Regions from separate parts of the Homo sapiens genome. Here region 2 is linked to region 1. A link is a loop called in an ENCODE intact Hi-C map of the cell type or tissue named here. Cell type or tissue: GM12878. All regions are shown on one strand. Each heading gives the region's core, and the rest is flanking DNA. Links, peaks and the distances in the headings are about the cores only.

Evidence for each region. Hi-C counts contacts between places; a loop is a spot of excess contacts. Peaks named below come from ENCODE experiments on the same cell type or tissue, not always from the same donor. Only the 100,000 strongest peaks of a DNase experiment are listed, where the experiment ranks them.
Region 2: it touches region 1 in a loop (6-fold over the local background); 17 of 110 quality-filtered maps call a loop at or near these places.

The regions. Positions count from the first base shown.
Region 1 is chr6:17,699,496-17,703,885 of GRCh38, reverse strand. The region is part of intron 1 of NUP153 (nucleoporin 153); the gene reads left to right. Among named protein-coding and RNA genes, the nearest start is that of NUP153, 5.2 kb to the left of the region's middle. RefSeq lists an enhancer at 2,011-2,130. In GM12878, for the core only: a CTCF peak has its summit at 1,856 (motif pointing left); a DNase peak (open chromatin) is centred at 1,829; H3K4me3 peaks cover 3,163 bases; H3K27ac peaks cover 2,874 bases.
Region 2 is chr6:17,802,418-17,806,807 of GRCh38, reverse strand. It overlaps KIF13A (kinesin family member 13A), which reads left to right. Exons shown (of 39, transcript NM_022113.6): 19 at 1,193-1,333; 20 at 2,298-2,447. Among named protein-coding and RNA genes, the nearest start is that of NUP153-AS1, 98 kb to the right of the region's middle. In GM12878, for the core only: a CTCF peak has its summit at 2,440 (motif pointing right); a DNase peak (open chromatin) is centred at 2,461.

The sequences.
Region 1 (4,390 bases), core at 177-4,176:
TTGTTTTAAATCTTGATAATTTATCATTGCCCCTTATCTAAAATACTTTTGCTTCTTGTCCTATTTAATTAAAAAAGAAAACATATTTTAGCTTTTGAATTGGGAAGTAAAGGTATTTAGGGGTTTCTTGATCAACACTGTAGGTGCTATTTAATATTGGCAGAAACTACCACTACCCAAGGAAAGTATTCAGGTATATTCAAAAGAATACTCTCCTTTTTTTTTTTTTTAATCTTAAAAATAAGGACTTTCTTTAGTCCTTATTGAGGCTTTGGTGGACATAGGGTCTACCCACTTGCTGTTTATTATCCTAGGCTGTCAACTGGATGTTTTGCAGAAGCTGCTGAGTCATCATGAAGCAAGCTTCATGACATGGCATGTTTTATACTAATGTTATTTGATTAAGTGTCCAAGGGTTTCTGGGCAAAAATTAAGCTTTTGGTAGTATAGCAGAAAGTTGGAGTAAGAAACAATGAGAGGTCTGGCGCTGTTAGTTAATGGATGTTTGCCAGTGCCTGTCAGGGCAACTTGGCTAGTACAGTCACCCAGTACCTATGACTTCTGCATGTGTTCATTTGACTTGTAATTTCCTGTTTTGACTTCTGGGTTTAGCTCTCCTGGGAAATGCTGTAAGTTTACTACTTTCCTTCTTTAACTTATTTTTTTTTTAATTTTTTTTTTTTTTTTTGAGATGGAGTCTCGTTCTGTGGCCCAGGCTGGAGTGCAGTGGCTCGATCTTGGCTCACTGCAACCTTTGCCTCCTGGGTTCATTCCATTCTCTTGCCTCAGCCTCCCAAGTAGTTGGGATTACAGGCATGCGCCACCACGCCCGGCTAATTTTTGTATTTTTAGAGACGGGATTTCGCCATGTTGGTCAGGCTGGTCTCAAACTCCTGACCTCAGGTGATCCACCCGCCACAGCCTCCCAAAAGTGCTGGTATTACAGGCGTGAGCCACCGCGCCCGGCCCAAATTCTGATCTTTAAAATGTCATCTTGCATGAAGTTGTGCAGACAAATTCATTGTCTTGCTCAAATAACTGAAGAGTTATAAGGGTAATAACTCTTAAGAATTGTAGAAGCAAATATGAAGAACAGCCCTGAATAATGCAAGCTGATCATTCTTACTTGCCTTCTCCCCTACCCCTTTACCTTTTTGCCTAGATGCATTTAGGAAATGGTGTCATTTTTCTTTTCTCCTTTCTTTTTTTGAGACGGAGTTTTGCATCTGTTGCCCAGGCTGGAGTGCAATGGTGCAATCTCGGCTCAGTGCAACCTCTGCCTCCTGGGTTCAAGCTATTCTCCTGCCTCAGCCTCCCGAGTAGCTGGCATTACAGGCATGCGCCACCACAAACGGCTGATTTTTTTTGTTTTGTTTTTGAGACAGAGTCTCGCTCTGTCACCCAGGCTGGAGTGCAGTGGCACGATCTCTGCTCACTGCAAGCTCTGCCTCCCGGGTTCACGCCATTCTTCTGCCTCAGCCTCCCGAGTAGCTGGGACTACAGGTGCCTTGCCACCACGTCCGGCTAATTTTTTGTATTTTTAGCAGAGACGGGGTTTCACCGTGTTAGCCAGGATGTTCTCGATCTCCTGACCTTGTGATCCACCCGCCTCGGCCTCCCAAAGTGCTGGTATTACAGGCATGAGCTACCTCGCCCGGCCAGAAATGGTGTCATTTTTCTAGTTGAGAGTGAATAGGTAACTGAAGAGAATGTGGTTAGTTCCTGTCTTCCTTTTCCATTTCCTTTTTGTTCAGATTGTCAGGCACAGAAAGTCAGCTCTTTGGAGAGGTCAGGCTGCTTGCTTTTCTTAGTAACCACTACAAAAAACTTGAGTCCATGGGCAAACCAGAACCTACTGCCACCTCCTGGTGAGAGGAAACCACTTATTTTTGCCCTTTTTGTCCCGGGATGGGGGTGGGGTGGGGTGGTGTGGGTAGTATGCTTCAGACATTTATCTTCTGGTTTAGAGCTAAGGGACTCCGCCTTTAATCCTCCTAGATATAGTTTGTCTTACAAGTCAGTTCCTGCATTTAGCTTTTTTCCCCCCCCCCCCGAGACAGAGTCTTGCTCTGTTGCCCAGGCTGGAGTGCAGTGGCACAATCTTGGCTCACTGCAACTTCTGCCTCCCGAGTTCAAGCAGCTCTCCTGCCTCAGCTCTTGAGTAGCTGGGATTACAGGCGCAGGCCACCACGCCTAGCTAATTTTTGTATTTTTTTTTTTTTTTTGAGATGGAGTCTTGTTCTGTCACCCAGGCTGGAGTGCAATGGTGCGACCTCGGCTCACTGCAACCTCCGCCTCCTGGGTTCAAGCAGTTCTCTGCCTCAGCCTCCCGAGTAGCTGGGACTACAGGCACGTGCCACCACGCCCAGCTAATTTTTGTATTTTTAGTAGAGACAGGGTTTCACCATCTTGGCCAAGCTGTTCTTGAACTCCTGACTTCCTGATCCACCTGCCTTGACCTCCCAAAGTGCTGGGATTATGGGTGTGAGCTACCACACTCGGCCTAATTTTTGTATTTTTAATAGAGACTGGGTTTCACCAAGTTGGCCAGGCTGGTCTCGAACTCCTCACTGCGTGGTCTGGCCTCCTCGGCCTCTCAAAGTGCTGGGATTATAAGCGTGAGCCACTGCACCTGGCGCATTTAGCTTTTTTTTTTTTTTTAGACAGAGTTTCGCTCTTGTTGCCCAGGCTGGAGTGCAACGGCACCATCTTGGCTCACTGCAACCTCCACCTCCTGGGTTCAAGCAACTCTCCTGCTTCAGCCTCCCAAGTAGCTGGAATTACAGGCATGCGCCACCACTCCCAGCTAATTTTGTATTTTTAGTAGAGATGGGGTTTCTCCATGTTGATCAGGCTGGTCTCGAACTCCCGACCTCAAGTGATCCATCCACCTGCCTTGGCCTCCCGCGAAGTGCTGGGATTACAGGCATGAGCCACTGCTTAGCTATTTTTAAAAAGGGGAAGGAAACCTCTTTATCAGTAGCTTAGATCAGGGGTCAGTAAACTTTTTCTGAAAGGGACACAGATAGTGAATTTTTAGGCTTTGCTGTGGTAAATTGTCCTTTGTTTTGTTTTTAAAAGTCCTTTAGCAAATGTAAAAACCATTCTTAGCTTGTATGAAAAAAGACCAAGGTCTGAATTTGGCCCAGCCCACAGGTCATTGTTTGCTATACCATGGTTTATATGATAGTATTGTTTTTATTTGTTTTGGTAGCTTCTTTGTGATACTCTGTCCCAAATAAGTATGTCCTGCCTGGTATCTGATAGCTGGAGTGTTCTCAGATTTGAAAAGGAGGGATATTTAGAGGTCGAATATTTAAATCATTCCAGAAGTCACCAAGTTTTTAACTTTTATTTTATCCTTATTTGCTTTATCCTAGATGCTTAATATAATCAGTGGGAATAGAAATGGAAACATTGATAGGATTGGATAGTTGATAGGATAGTTGTTAGGAAAACATTGTAGTGTAATGGAGTCAGCCTGAGTTTGGATCCCTGTTCTGCCTGGACTTGGACAAGTTAATTTACTCATCTGTAAAGTGAAAATTGTTGTGGAGGTTAAATGGGACAAGTGAAGATTTTAGAACAGGACCTGGCATATGTATATAGGTAAGGAGTTATTAAAAATTGAGTCCTTATTATATATATGCAATTGAAATTTGAAATTAAATAGAACTGTTTGATTTAGGATCTTTTTTTTTGTGGGAGACCACAGTTTTATTATTACTCAAATTAGTCTCCTGATTTAGGGTCTTCATATTGTCTCTGAATTTTCCTGCTTCTTATCAGAAGTTTTGTTTCCTTTAGGTGACTAAATTCAATACTTGCATGTATTAAATTGTTTAATGCAAAGTAGGTGTTTTGTTTGTGATGAGAGGTTTTGTGTGGTATTATATTAATTTACTTAATTTTTCTAATAAGTGACAAAAAAGTCCACTTGCTGTATCCATTTTCTGGGAAGTCCCTGACAAGGCAGATATCTTAGTTTGAAGTAAAATAAAAATTGTAGTCTGATGTCACTAATTAAAACTGTTTACTTTTCTTTTTTTTTGAGACAGAATCTAGCTCTGTCACCCAGGCTGGAGTGCCATGCTGTGATCTTGGCTCACTGCAGTCTCTGCCTCCCAGGCTCAAGGGATTCTCCTGCTTCAGCCTCCTGAGTAACTGGGGTTACAGGTGTGTGCCACCACGCCTGGCTATTTTTGTATTTTTAGTAGACACGGGGTTTCACCATGTTGGTGTGGTGGTCTCAAACTTCTGACCTCAAGTGATCTGCCCTCCTCGGCTTCCCAAAGTGCTGGGATTACAGGCGTGAGCCACCTTGCCCAGCCAAAACCATTTTCATTAGGCACAGAGTATTGCAAAGATTGTAATTATCTTGTATTTTCTT
Region 2 (4,390 bases), core at 212-4,211, 100 kb before region 1:
TCCCGGGTTCAAGTGATTCTCTTGCCTCAGCCTCCCAAGTGGCTGGGATTACAGGCATGCGCCACCACACCAAGCTAATTTTGTATTTTTAGTAGAGGCAGGGTTTCACCATGTTAGTGAGGCTGGTCTCGAACTCCTGACCTCAGGTGATCCACCCACCTTGGCCTCCCAAAGTGCTGGGATTACAGGCATGAGCCACCGTGCCCAGCCAGAAAATTGTTTTTCTATGACTCAGAAAAAAAGAAAAACTAAATTTAAAAAAAGTAAGAAAATTGTTTTTCATCCATTCACTTTTTCTTCCAGCAAGCAAGCTAGAAAATGAGTCAGGGAGTATCTTATCAGTCTTACTGGGTTTTAGTCTTTTGACCTAGTAGTTCCCCTTTGGGAAATTTATTCTAAGCCCATAGTCATAGAAGTGTCCATAGAGATTTATACACAAGGATGCTTATAGTGGACTTTATAATAGCAAAACCTTGAAACAGACATGATGTCAAACAATAGAATAATTACTCAAATGTATAGTACATCCAAATGCTAAGGACACTGCTGTGTTGCCATTAAAAAATCATGGTTATGGCTGGGCCTGGTGGCTCACGCCTGTAATCCTAGCACTTTGGCAGGCCAAGGTGGGCAGATCGCTTGAGTACAGGAGTTCGAGACCAGCCCGGGCAACATAACAAAACCCCATCTATACAAAAAAATACAAAAAATAAAATAAAAAATAGTCAGTCATGGTGTCATGTGCCTATAGTCCCAGCTACTTGGGAGGCTGAGGTGGGAGGATTCCTGGAGCCCAGGAGGTCAAGGCTGCAGTGCACTAAGATCATACCACTTCACTGCAGCTTGGATGATAGAGCAAGATCCTATCTCAAAAAAAAAAAAAAATCGTGCTTATGAAGAATATTTAACAATACAAGAAAAATGATCACAATATCAAAACTGGAGAGAGGATTGGGGTATGAAGTTATACTTTTGTTTGGTCTTGATCGTGATAAAAATTAAAAAGTGTGCATGAGTGTACATAGAAGGTAGAAAATAAACCAGACTATCCTCGTAGGTGGTAGAATTTTATCTTCTTTTGTATGCATTTATGTGTTTTGCAAACTTACTGTGTTACTGTTGTATATATATTGCTTTAGCAATCGAAAAAGGAGTTATAACAGGGTTTGTTTTGTTTTTCTTCCTTATGCAGAGAGGTGCAATAGTGAGTGAACCAGCTATCCAAGTGAGGAGGAAAGGAAAGAGCACCCAAGTGTGGACCATTGAGAAGCTGGAGAATAAATTAATTGACATGAGAGACCTTTACCAAGAATGGAAGGAAAAAGTTCCTGAGGTAAAAGAGACAAAATGTAATGGAGATTTTGTTATGTTAAAAACAGAGAATATAAGCGATTTAGCAACACACACACACACACACACACACACACACACACACACGGAGATGTGCTCATGATACGTTAGATATTATATTAGGAAAATAAAGTACAAGTGATTTTGAAAGAAGCGCTAAGTTGGATCAGTAATACAACACATGATCCCCACACAGTTGGGAACTAAATGAAGAAAACATATAGTAGATTCTTATTTGGCTTCATGTTTACTACATTTCAAGTGAAAAGAAGTAGAATGAAGTAAATTTATGCCATTTTATCGGTGCTGTGAAAAATCAGCTTGACTGGAGCCAGTGTGGATTTCGCATTCATTAATGTGTGTTCACGCACCCCTAGCTGTGATCGTGGCCAGGTAGATTACTAAGAGTAATTTAAGCTTGCATAATCCATTTTTTGGACATTAGCAGTGGAAAAGAAGACTTGGCAAAGGAGATGAGGCAAAACAAAGGGGATGAAATGAAAAAGCTGCAAGTGAGGTAGATAAGGAAGACAAGGCAGGAACTGAAGAGGAATCTTCTGCACAGGCATTAGTTAGCTCCCCAGCAAACAGGCCCCTCCCATGGGCTAATTCTTTTTTTTTTTTTTTTTTTTTTTTTTTTTTTTTTAATGGAGACAGAGTCTCGCTCTGTCACTCAGGCTGGAGTGGTGTAATCTCAGCTCACTGAAACCTCTGTCTCCTGGGTTCAAGCGATTCTCGTGCCCCAGCCTCCTGAGTAGGTGGGACCACAGGCGTGCGCCACCACGCCCAGCTAATTTAGTTTTTATTTATGTGACATTATAATTTTACTTGCTGTTTAAATGGATAGATTCTTTAAATTTTTTTTCAAATGCTAGTTTTAAATAATATTATTTAAATTGATGTTATGTTTCTTATTCGTCCACTCACTGGCCCCTCCTACTTCTCAGGCAAAGAGACTCTACGGAAAACGAGGTGACCCTTTCTATGAAGCCCAAGAAAATCACAACCTCATCGGGGTGGCGAATGTATTCTTGGAATGCCTCTTCTGTGATGTGAAACTTCAGTATGCAGTCCCTATCATCAGCCAGCAGGGGGAGGTAAGCACAGGCCAGCCTTGGAGAACGATGGTGGTTCAAGTTTTTTGTTTTGTTTTATTTTGTTTTTCATTCTATTTAAGCTATGTTCTTGAGGTGGATCAAGAAACTAAGGCAAATAGTCAAGGTCTGCATTCTTTTTTCTCTACTAATAATCGATATTAGAAGCTTTGAGGATTAAGTCATGGTTTTGTTTGTTTGTTTGTTTGTTTGAGACGGAGTCTCACTCTGTCGCCCAGGCTGGAGTGCAGTGGCGCGATCTCGGCTCACTGCAAGCTCCGCCTTCCGGGTTCACGCCATTCTCTTGCCTCAGCCTCCCGAGTAGCTGGGACTACAGGCGCCCACCACCATATCGGGCTAATTTTTTGTATTTTTAGTGGAGACGGGGTTTCACCGTGTTAGCCAGGATGGTCTTGATCTCCTGACCTTGTGATCCGCCCGCCTCGGCTTCCCAAAGTGCTGGGATTACAGGCGTGAGCCACGGTGCCTGGCCCAAGTCATGGTCTTAAAAGATTATTATAACATTTAATATTTGGAGGTCACAAGTTTTTTCTTTGTTTTAATCAAATGGGAAATATTTTGGAAACCATATTCAGCTCTGTGCCCCATATCGCTCTCTCTTTTTAAAGGTAATCTCATACCTTTGCGATATACTCTAGTTCCTTCCTGGCCCCTAAATGGTCTTTGTAAGATACAACTCAGGAGGATTATTTTGCAGTCCAAAGTACTCAAAACAAAACAGGCTTCAATGACTCATTGTTACCCTCCTTTTAAACTCTGGTATTTCAGCTATTTAGATATAGTGGCCTAGGTAGGCATAAGATATTTCAGAAAATGTACGTTGAACTACCAGGTTATTTCTTGTGATTCTTAGAGCAGGTGAAGAATAAGATGCCATTCTGCCCAAAGTGAAGCTGCGATATAGACCCGGGTTCCCAGTTGTGGGGTGTAAGTGCACAGCCCACCCTCCACTATGGAAACACCCCATGGACATTCTGCTCCAGAGGACCAGTGCCTAACAGAGCTTTTTCCCATGGGAAAAATGGGCACAGTTAGGAGTCTGAAACCAGCCTGGTCAACACTATGAGACCCCATGTCTAAAAAAGAAATTTAAAAATTGACCAGGCATGGGCAGAGTGCAGTGGCTCACGCCTGTAATCCCTGCACTTTGGGAGGCAGAGGCAGGTGGATCACAAGGTCAGGAGTTCAAGACCAGCCTGGCCAATATGGTGAAACCCCGTCTCTACTAAAAATACAAAAAAATTAGCCAGGCTTAGTGGCGGGCACCTGTAGTCCCAGCTACTCGGGAGGCTGAGGCAGGAGAATCGCTTGAACCCGGGAGGTGGAGGTTGCAGTGAGCCAAGATCACACCACTACATTCCAACCTGGGTGACAGAGCAAGATTCTGTCTCAAAACAAAACAAAAAAAAACAAAAAAAACACAAAAAAATTAACCAGGCATGGTGATGAGCACCTATAGTCCCACCAGCTACTCAGGAGGCTGAGGTGGGAGGATCACCAAAGCCCAGGTAGGTCTAAGCAGCAGTGAGCCATGATCATACCAATGCACCCCAGCCTGGACAACAGAGCAAGACCCTGTCTCAAAAAGAAAAAGCACAGTTAACATGGCAGAGTGATTCAGTGGCTGAGTCCCTAGTTCAGGACTTCTTAATTTGGAGTCTGTGGTATGCTTTGAGTATTCCATGAATCCCCCTGAAATTATATTAAAATGAATTAGATTATCGAAAAGCATTAAAAAGAAAAAAAAAAGCTTGGCCGGGTGTGGTGGCTCACGCCTGTAATCCCAGCACTTTGGGAGGCCGAGGCAGGCAGATCACCTGAGGTCCGGTGTTCGAGACCAGCCTGACCAACATGGAGAAACCCCATCTCTACTAAAAATACAAAATTAGCCGGCGTGGTGGCGCATGCCTGTAATCCCAGCTACT